Linked DNA regions of Mus musculus: region 2 is linked to region 1. A link is a loop called in an ENCODE intact Hi-C map of the cell type or tissue named here. Cell type or tissue: left cerebral cortex. All regions are shown on one strand. Each heading gives the region's core, and the rest is flanking DNA. Links, peaks and the distances in the headings are about the cores only.

What was found. Peaks named below come from ENCODE experiments on the same cell type or tissue, not always from the same donor. Only the 100,000 strongest peaks of a DNase experiment are listed, where the experiment ranks them.
Region 2: a loop joins it to region 1, with 2.1 times the contacts of the local background. A loop is called at or near these places in 1 of 42 quality-filtered maps.

What each region holds. Positions count from the first base shown.
Region 1 is chr14:27,667,684-27,673,004 of GRCm38, forward strand. The region is part of intron 2 of Erc2 (ELKS/RAB6-interacting/CAST family member 2); the gene reads left to right. Among named protein-coding and RNA genes, the nearest start is that of Erc2, 48 kb to the left of the region's middle. In left cerebral cortex, for the core only: no CTCF peak of the experiment used is centred there; DNase peaks (open chromatin) are centred at 661, 2,292, 4,626 and 5,235; H3K27ac peaks cover 1,080 bases.
Region 2 is chr14:27,587,298-27,592,618 of GRCm38, forward strand. No RefSeq gene overlaps it. Among named protein-coding and RNA genes, the nearest start is that of Erc2, 32 kb to the right of the region's middle. In left cerebral cortex, for the core only: a CTCF peak has its summit at 2,524 (motif pointing right); DNase peaks (open chromatin) are centred at 2,508, 3,694 and 5,091.

The DNA of each region.
Region 1 (5,321 bases), core at 277-5,276:
CTAGGCGGTTCTTCGTTTCACAACAAAGCAGGAAACCTCAAACCTGGAATGAGTCTGAACTTGGATCTGATACTGGCCATGGTGTGCTAATATGACTGCAAATGACTTCTGCTCCCGGGACCTCCGTTTCACCTGCTGTGGCATCTAGCTTAATAGAATTATCTCAGAAGACAAAATTCATTGAACTCCTCCTTAACTCTTTACTGTTCAAAAGTTGTCAAGAATGTTGGAGAGATGGCTTGAGTAGGTAAAGTGCTTGCATAAGGACCCTAGAATCCACATAAAAAAGCTGGGTGTGGGGTAGAAACCCCAACACTAGAGAAGCAAGTGGATCCCTGGGGCTCCCTGGCCAGCTGGCCTACCCTTCTGGGCAGTGGGAGAACTTGTCTAAAAAAATAAGGTCATTGTTCTCTTGGCTTCCACATGCCCCCCCCCCGTCCCCCCCCCCCACACCATTTGTGGAAGTAATTAAAAGTGTTCTCAGAGCACCTGAAAGTCAGTGCTGTTATAATATGACTTACATGTGCGGTTTTGATGGGGCACAGGGCTGAGATGTGACAGGTGAGGCAGAGAAGCAGATAGACAGAGAGGCTGGCGGGGCAGGGATCCTGGTACTCCCGTGGGTGCACTGGTGGGTGCATTCCAGTGCTGCTGAGGAAGCAGTCCACAGGCTTGCCCTGTGCTGACTAAGCACTGCCACTGCCTTGCTTGCTGGAGAGAGGAGCCACCAGCGTTTCCCTCAGGAGAAACTTTACAAGTAAAGGCTAATTTTACTTTCGCTGTTGATGGCATTTCTCAGCTATTCTAATTAGCCTCCTAATAGAAATGCTACAGAAATATATTCCATGCTCCCGAGAGAGCAGAGAGGGGAAAAGGTTGTTTTTAAGTAACCCAGAATAGGTTTTACCTGTGGATTCCAGACCCGCATGGTCCCTTCTCATGACTTTATGAAAGGGCAGACACCCTTGGCTTAGATTAAATGCCTGTCTCTACTTCATTGTCAACTTATAGACTCTGTGAGACACTCCCCAACTGCAAATAAATGATTTTAACAAGGCAAATGACAGTTGTATTAATGGGTTAAATGCTGTCTCTCCCTTTTTTCTAAGGAGTATTTTGTTAATTTATGGATCATATTTTGCTTTCTCCTTCAGTATTTAATTATGTATCCATATGTCCATCCCTCCTACTGTTCCTCCCTCCTTCCCTTCCTCCCTCTATCCATCCATCGCCTATCCATCCCTTCATTAAAATACCAATTCTGAATATAACATTTGCTTAGTAAATAGCTATTAAATGAAATACAAAACTGTGCACACCGCTAATGCCTTTTAAATTTCATTAGACTATGAGGCCTAGATCTAAAAGGTTAATACCATGCAAAAAGTCAAGGTTTAGGGTTTTCCTTTATTCCTTTTTAAGAGAAGATTGTTTTATTTTTAATTTATGAGTATGAGTGTTTTGCCTGCATGTATGTATATATGTGTTCCTGGTCCCTGTGGAAGCCAGAAAGGGCCTTTGAGTCCCTGAAAGTAGACTTATAGATTGTTGTGGGCTGCCATGTGTGTACTAGGAACTGAACCCTGGTCTTCTATAAGATCAGTCAGTGCTCGTGACCACTGAGTCATCTCTCTAACAGCCTGATTTTCTTGAATATGGACAAGAGATTATTGTTTTGAGTCTAGTAGGTGGGACCTCCCTTAGGTAGGACATAATCTCTCTGGGTTCCTGTAGTTCATCCCTTGGTTGACATACATAGTTTTAGATTTAAGGTGAAATAAGAACATTTCTGAATCCAAGAGTTGGTAAGATATAGACTGTGTTAGAATCATGGCTTGCATCAGGACAGACCACACCAGGCCAAAGCAGTTCCATGTGGCAGAGGTTTATTGTGGGGGAAAAGAGCAAAGGTGGCCACCAAGAAGGGGTGGGAGAGAGGTCAGAGGAGTCTGCCTTTTATTTGGATAGTGACATAGCCGCTCGCAGGTAGCAGTGGGAGGTGGGAGGTGAGCCAAGTGGATTCTGGGAATTCGTATAGGATGCCACAGCTGCAGATGTTCGGATCTCTGTCACTGAGGTGTGCTGTCACTGGGTTCAGAGCTGATCCTGATACCAACCTAGATAATGATGTGCTCGCACAGTCTGGAGTAAGAACCCTGACTCCACACGTATGTGTGTGCAATAGCAGCTTAAGGACTCTTTGGTCTCACAGAGTTTAGGAGCCACTCATGCAGGTCTGAAGAATGGGATCAGAGATGAGTAAGGCATACCAGGTATTGGTTAATTCTAAGAAGCTGAGACATGATCCTGGCGGGTGGTTCCTGGCTGGTGCCTGGCTGGGAGTGAGAAGGATAAAAGGCTGGAGAGCCAAGGGAGAGATAGCTCATATTAAGAATTCAGTGTAGACAAAGGTGCCACCTTCTTATGCTAAGAAGGCAGATGCCTTCTGTGCAGAGCTTGCTTTGCAAGAGGGAAGTTAACTGCCTTTGTTTTACTGATGACTGGAATCTGTACAGCTGTTTGTGACTCTTGAACTTCCTAGCAAAGCACAGGCAGATACAGCTGCAATGAGCTCAGCATCCCGGGCCTGCCTCTTCTAAGGACATTGCTCATTTCAATGGTACTTAGCTTCATCCCAGCGGCTGCTTCCAGTTTCATGTTGGGTACATGTGACCATGCAATGTTTGCACGTGTGTGTGTCTACTTATCTCTGTATGTGTTTAAGCTCAATGTTACGACTTGAGCAGGCTAACCACTATAAGTGACAGTTAATTGTCTTGGAGGAAGGATTTCCCAAGGCAGTTCCTTGCCATTCTCAAGTCTGAATCCCATTTAGAAGAAGTCTGTTAGAAATGTCTCTGCAGTGGAAGGTGCTTGCTTACTTTATAAGGAGCATTATTCTTTGACCACAGTGTAGTTTATTGTACACATTTCCATCAGAAAGTAATCTAAGGCCGGGTGTGGTGGTGCATGCCTTTAATCCCAGCACTTGGGAGGCAAAGGCAGGTGGATTTCTGAGTTTGAGGCCAGCCTGGTCTACAAAGTGAGTTCCAGGACAACCAAGGCTACACAGAGAAACCCTGTCTCAAAAAAACAAAAAAACAAAAAAACAAAAAAAAGAAGAAGAATCTGTTTGTTAGGGGTTTACATAGGTTGTTGGTGACTGAATTCTATTGTTCCCTTCTCCCCTCCTCAGTGCCTGTGCAGGAGAATATACAGTTAAAGAGGTCAAAGGGCAGATGGGATCTGACTGTGTTGATGTATGTGTTGATGTACACTTATGCCTGCCTCTACGCAAGATTCTTCAGTTGGGTGTGAGAACTTGCTTCCACATCTACCCTGATCCCACGGTGGTAATATCTGTTCTGTTGGAAACCCTGTAGTCTCCACACTCAGAGAGAACTTGGGGATAAAGAGGGATGGTGGCTTTGGTGTCTTACCATACTGATCCCAGAAATGTGTGGGTAGAGGAGGGTTGGTAGGGCCCTGTCCTCTGAGGCTAGAAAGTGGGGTGATAGGTGTGCTTCCTGGGGAAGCACTGTTGCTACTGGAATGAAGGAAGATGGAATCTTGGATCTGGCTTGTCCTGTTGGGGCTCCATGCAAAAGGATGGGGGCGTAGAGAACAGTTGTGAGCTACCTGCACCATGACGATCTTATCCTGCATATCCTGATAAATGTCTCTGTATTTGGGAAGGAATACTAGATACTCCTTTCGGGGCAGCAACAAGGAGTGATTAAGGGGGACAAGGGGTTGACTAGAGCCTCACAAGAAACTAAGAAATGGGACCTGTCATTCATTCTACAGCTAAGCCCTACTAACATGTCTGTCACTTTTTCCTAAGCCTGGCCAGGGTCCTGACTTCATAGCATTATTTCTTAATAGCTAAATAGGTATTTGAATAGAATAATAGTAAGACCTAACACTTATTGATAACTTGCTACATGCCAGCCATATATATTGACTCATTTGTTACTTGTGATAGCATCACTAGATAGGTGTGGTTTTTGTTCCCTCTTGATGAAAAAACTGAAGGGGCCATATAGGTCGCTGGGAAATGGTAGACTGCTGAGGAAATACTAGGAGTTGAGGCCTTGTCAAAGGAAGTGTGTCACTAGTGAGAGACTTTAAAAGCCCATCACATTCCCAATTAGCTCTCTGTCTGACTCATAGTTGTCGTATCCACAGGTTACGTTCCAGCCCCATTTCTCTCTTTCTGCCATGGTGGTCATGGACTCTAACCCTCTGGAACCTTGAGCTCCCATGATTTCTGTCTTGAGTTGCCTCGGTCATGGTATTTTGTCACACCAATGGAAAAGTAACTAAGACAACATGAAAGGGAAAGAGGAGTTGGGTGCCCAAGACATGTTCTACAGGCCTTTTAGAAATCAGAGTTGCTCCTTTAGCCACACACATACAGATCTATAGGAAGGGTAATACTGAAGACCTCAAGGGAAAGGCACTGCTTGAAAAGGAATGTCCATGAATGTTACCATGGTGAAACTGGAAGAATGTTACCCAGTGTGCTGTTGGCATTGTTATAAACAAGCAAGTCGAGGGCAGAGAGCCTTGCCAAGAGAATCAGTGTGTGTATTGAGCATAGTAAGCACTCAGAGCTGAGATAGCTTCTTAAAATGCCTGAAGGAAAATGTACTTGATCTTGGCCAGATGGCTGGGAAGAAATCCTGAAGGAAGATGATCAGAAAAAGAAGGAAGCCAAAGAGAAAGACTTTAAGGTTCAATTGTAGTGCTGCCTGCTCTACAACTCTGAGAAGCTGTGTGCAGGATCCTGTAACCTGTCCCTTAGGAAATCATGCCATAAGAGATGTAAACACCCAACAGCTGACAGTAAGAACTCTCTCCAAACAACCCATCCCCAAGCTCTGGTAGAAAGCCCTGGGTCCATAAAGTTGATGAACATTACTGGGCTCCAATCTTCTCCTTTGTAAAAATGGACCAAAAGTGATATTATAGGGTTACCAAGTGAGCTATTGTGTTAGTGCTTAGAACAAGGCTGTGTGCTGGCTGTGGTCTCCAGCCCTTCTATTTGGAAGTCAAGTGTATGTCTATGATTTTAATAGAGAAGGGAGTTTTGAAGAGACATGTTTGAAACATGGCAAGAAACAGCCCACAAGAAGACTATTTTTTTCTATCCTATTTTAAATTAGGATGTCCAAATGTGTCTGAGATGTGAGGATTATACCTTCCAGCGTGCCGAAACAATTTTTGGCCATATCTTTTTAGACATGGAGCCGAGCTTTGAGCAGAGTGAGGCTGTGCTCATGTTGGAGGAGGCAGACAAGCAGATGGAAGGTGGTGGA
Region 2 (5,321 bases), core at 147-5,146, 81 kb before region 1:
TAAGGTCTCTCATTCTCTGTACTCTGTCCAGTTGTGAGTCTCTGTATTTGAAGAACCTGAGTTTAAATATATATATATATATATATTAAATGTCCTTGGAACAGGAGAAAAGGTAATCTTCCTAGATCTGTAATCAGATGACTTTAATAGCTCTTCTGGTTAATTGGATGAGTCTGGATTGCCTTTGGTATACTAAAGACCCAAGGTGCAATAAAAAGAGACAACAATTTGAGTTCTCAGATAATTTCATTCCTGGGAAGTAGCCTTAGATGCTTCCATGGTTACATGCAAAGCAAACACAAGTACCTATTTAGCCAACACTCTGGTTTAGTTACAGATTCTTCTTGATTATGACTTAAATCTTGACTTACATAAGACTATTTGAATTCCAGCTGGGTATACTTGGAAGCTATTATTTTAGGAAAAATTTCAGCATATCAGACATTTTACTAATTAAAAAAGGCTTCCATGTTGAGTAGGCTCAAAGGATGTTTTCCTGTACCAGTGATGGTAAATGAATTTCATCTCACATTTGTTTGTTGTTTGACTATTGGAACCAGAATCTTTCTATGTATCTAGCCTGGCCTAGAACTTGAGACCATTCTGCCTCAAATCCTATTCCCTGAGGGCCGGGATTACAGGTAGACCCCATCAGATCTAGCTCCATTGTCAATTTCAGTTGACTGGCTTGCCTGGTACATTGAGGTGGAGCTTGAGGCTGAGCCTGAACTCTGTGGAGAAGGGTACAACCATGATAAACCACCAATGCCAGCTTGGTTGATAGAAGCAGGTAGAGGCCACACACTCTTGATAGTTTCTACCCCTGATTCCTAAACTGTAAGGTAACATGGGAAGTGCCTCTTTTCTGGGCAAGACTAAATGCTGCCAAGGCTTCCCAAGCAGGAGCAGTCTGTAGTTCCATTAAATCCATCCTGAGCGGTGGATTCGCATCCTCTGCGAATCTGTCTGGCAAATGGCTGAAAAGAAATTGTTGAGGAGTCTGGCTCCTTGCTAGAAAGAGAATATATCCTGAAGTCCATGAAGTCACTGCCAAGTTTGTAATTCCAAAAAGAAGATGAAGCAGCCTGACAGAGTAGCTGTGGCTGTATCTCAAGGCCTCATGCACATGCAAGGCTGCAGGTTCAATCCCCAGGATAAGAAGATAGAAAACTTGGTGGGGTAAATGGCTCAGGGGTTGGTACTAAAACAAACCCAAACAAGAACCAAACTAATCATGGTTTAACAATCTGTTGTCAGTCATCTCTCTCTCCCTAGGACTTTTTCCTTATATGAAATCTAAGATACAGATACTAATACCAATTAGTTTGTTGATAACATATTTATAACAAAGACTTGCCTATGTGCAAATCAGTGATAGATATTTTCCTTTTTTCTTTTTTCTTTTCTTTCTTTCTTTTTCTTTTTTTTTTTTTTTTTTTTTTTTTTTTTTTTTTTTTTGGTTTTTCAAGACAGGGTTTCTCTGTATAGCCCTGGCTGTCCTAGAACTCACTCTGTAGACCAGGCTGGCCTTGAAATCAGAAATCTGCCTGCCTCTGCCTCCTGAGTGCTGGGATTAAAGGCATGCGCCACCATGTCCGGTGATAGACATTTTTCTGCAAGAGTGCAAACTACTGAGTTTCTCTGAACATTTTCCTTTAAATTTATGCTTCAAATATGCTTTTGGGAACTTCAGTTCTGGAAGGTGGTGTCAGCTCTAACTGACTTTAAGATTACTTAAATAATGTGACATATTTCCCCTGCAATATTAGTTGACATTTTTATCTGGCAATCCTATGTGAGACGTAGTTAGGACATTAACTCATTTTCACCCTTCGGACCTGATGGAAGCTTTCTGTTGGTGCTCGCATTGCCAAGTTCAAACCTCTGTCACTACTCCTTAACAGTCACAGTAAGACAAGAACATACAAGGATATTGTATCAGAAAATACACAGAGTCTGAGTTCAGGGAAAGAGGGTGTGGGGTGTGGTCTCAGCATGCTCACAGAAGACTCCTATAACTTTGTGATGATCTAAGGGAAAAAACATCTTCAGTTGGAAGGTGTTTGCTGTTGTTTTTAAATCTTGCATGTTCTTGCCAGAGAGAAAGAGAGAGAGAGAGAGAGAGAGAGAGAGAGAGAGAGAAAGAAGAAGAAGAAGGAGGAGGAGGAGGAGGAAGAGGAGGAGGAGGAGGAGGAGGAGGAGGAGGAGGAGGAGGAAGAGGAGGAGGAGGAGGAGGAGGAGGAGGAGGAGGAGGAGGAGGAGAAAGAGAAAGAGGAGAGGAAAAAGAGAGGAGAGGAGAAAGAAGAGAGGAGAGGAGAAAGAGAGGAGAAAGAGGAGAGAGGAGAGGAGAGGAGAGGAGAGGAGAGGAGAGGAGAGGAGAGGAGAGGAGAGGAGAGGAGAGGAGAGGAGAGGAGAGGAGAGGAGAGGAGAGGAGAGGAGAGGAGAGGAGAGGAGAGGAGAGGAGAGGAGAAGGTAGGTGCAGTGCCTCTAGGGCCAGCAGAGGGCATCAGATCCCCTGGAACTGGAGTTACAGCTGGCCCTGAGCTGCTCAGTGTGTGTGCCTGGGATTGAATTTAGGTCTGGAAGAGTAACACTCACTCTTAACTAGTGGGCTATTTCTCCAGTCCACTATTGGTTGGAAGTTTTAAGAATCTATCTATCTATCTATCTATCTATCTATCTATCTATCTATCTATCTATCTATCTATCTATCCATCATCTACCTACCTACCTACCTACCTATCATGTATTTGGTTTATAAGTATGGGGCACCATATCCAGCGTGTAGAAGTTAGAAGACAACTTTCAGGAGTCAGCTGTCACCTTCCACCATGTGAGATCCAGAAATGGAATTCAGGTGTTCAAACTTGGTGGCAAGAGTCTTTACTGCTGACTTAAACAAAAACCAAAACGCCCTCTGAAGTTATAGGCAGTTGTGGGCTGCTATGTGGGTGCTGAGACTGAACCTGGGATCTCTGAAAGTGTTCTTAACTGCTGAGTCATCTCTTCAGCCAAAGATGTTGCTTTTAAAATCTAATTTATGAACAACAACAACAACAAAAAATCCAACTTGTGCTTCAACTTTATACTCCAGAGGACACATAGCAAGGGGAACCAGGCAAACACCGTTGATTGAACAGAACTGTTTTCTAGGTCCCTTTAGAATTTCCAAGATGGAACTTCATGTAGGAAAAGATTCTTATCAAAATGGTCTGTCCCCAAAGGGACTTCACTGTGTTTATTTTAATGTAGGTAAGTAATCTATGTCTGGATCCACACGGGAGAAGTCAGGTAGCAGGTATAGCTTAAGCATAAAGAAGATATTTAAACATAAAGAACCCTCTAGTTGGGTCAAAGGAAATAAGAATTTTTAGTTTAAAAAACTCATTTGGAGGGGCAGGGAAGATACCTACCTACTGTGTAAGCATGGAGGTTGAGTTCATAGCTCCAGCACATGTTGGAAAAACAAGCTGAGCGTAGCAGCTGGCATCTGTATCTCTAGTATGGGGTAGAAGCAGGTGCTCTGTCCACCCCCGACAGACCTGCGGATCCACATCTGCACAACCGAGGACACATACATATACACTATGCACACATGCACACTTGGAACACATACATACACACTATGAATCGTCTATATTGTGAACTCTCTGCTGTGGGTGTTAGGAACCAAACTTGGGTCCTTTGCAAGAACATTCTGTGCTCTTCACCAGCAAAGAACATCTTTTCATCCCTACATCAACTTGCTTTGTTTTCGGTGCTAGGAGTTTAGGGCCTTTTGAATACTAGCATATACTCTACCATTTAGTCACACACCCCTAGCAATAAACTGTGGCTTGTTCTGTTCACTATGAATCATCACTGTGCAGTCTGACCTGACTTCAAATTCACAATGTAGCACAGGCTGGCCACAAACCTGAGATCTTCCTGCCCTGCCTCCTGAGCACTGGATACAGGGGTATACTATACATCCCAGTGTTAAACAGTGACTTCTGGTTTAGCTTCCATGTCCCAGGCTTCCCAGGGTACCTTGTTGATCACCACATTCTGTTTAGACTTTCCAAACCTCCTGATGACGTCAAGGCCAATGATGTCATTGGCTCCTAATTCCTATTAAATTCTCCCTTCTTCCACTGTCATTCTGACCCCCCTCCTTTCTCTTATGACATATTAGGCTTATTTTCACCTTCTAGGAGTGCTTTCTTGCAGGTTGGGGTGTGTTGTAGTTCTTTTCTGCTTTTCTTGATTTATTTATTTTTATGTGTTTAGGAGTTTTTGCCTGCATTTATACCTGTGTACCATGTGTATGCTTGGTGCCCATGGAGGCAAGAAGAGGGCATCAGATTCCCTGGCACTGGAGTTACAGATTGTTGTGAGCCATCCTCTGGATACTTGTTGCGCCCACCGCGGCCGGCAAGGAAGACACAACACTGTCGGATTCTTCTCAACAGCCTTTATTGCAGGAACACCTCGATGCTGCTGCGGGGACCCCGGGCACCCAGGGAGGTCTGCTTATATACTCTCAGCACAGGAGAAGGCTCCGTGGCCCCCTGGGATTGGTCAATCTGCTGGCACCTAATTTGCGTGCACCCGCTTGGGAGGGGTTGGTGCCAGACTCGGCTTACACCTGCGCTGATGTTGTTTATGACAATGGCACACCTGAAACTACTTGGGCTTCTCACTGTTATATACTCTCAGCCCCCATCCACTCATGGCAGGCCATGTCACCTCACCAGGCACGCAGCTTCAGCCAATCAGGGCGGCAGGGGCATGTCTCCACCAAATATGGACTTGTTTACACCGCCAGCATCATGGTGCACCTGCGCAGCTCTAACGATGGTCGTGGCTTATTTTCAGGTGTATGAGGAAGTCAGGTGCAAGTCATAAGACTTAGCTGCAGTCCCGGGCGCCATCTTGGGACTGCTGCCACACCTGCTCTTCACAGATGCTGAGATGGTTCTACCCAGGTTCTCCCGGCAGCAGCGCCCTTAACTGCCTGCCACCCTCCCCCATTTCTTCCTGTTTCCTGGTTTCTTTGTCCTCAATCAAGTTCTTTTCATTTGGAAGTCTAGCCACTAAGTGAATGAGTCAGACAAATGTGGGCGAGGTGCTGACACTTCTCCACAGGCTCTGTGAGACATGGGCAAACAGTTCAGCGTCTCCAAGATTTGTCTCCTTAGTACTATGCAGCCAGATTGAGAGGATGACCTTCCATTTTGTATATTCCACTTAGCACCTAAGAGTATATGTTATTTCACGATCTCAACACTATTCTTTGTATACTTGTTTTAACTGTCCAAAACAGAACCAAGTTATTAAAA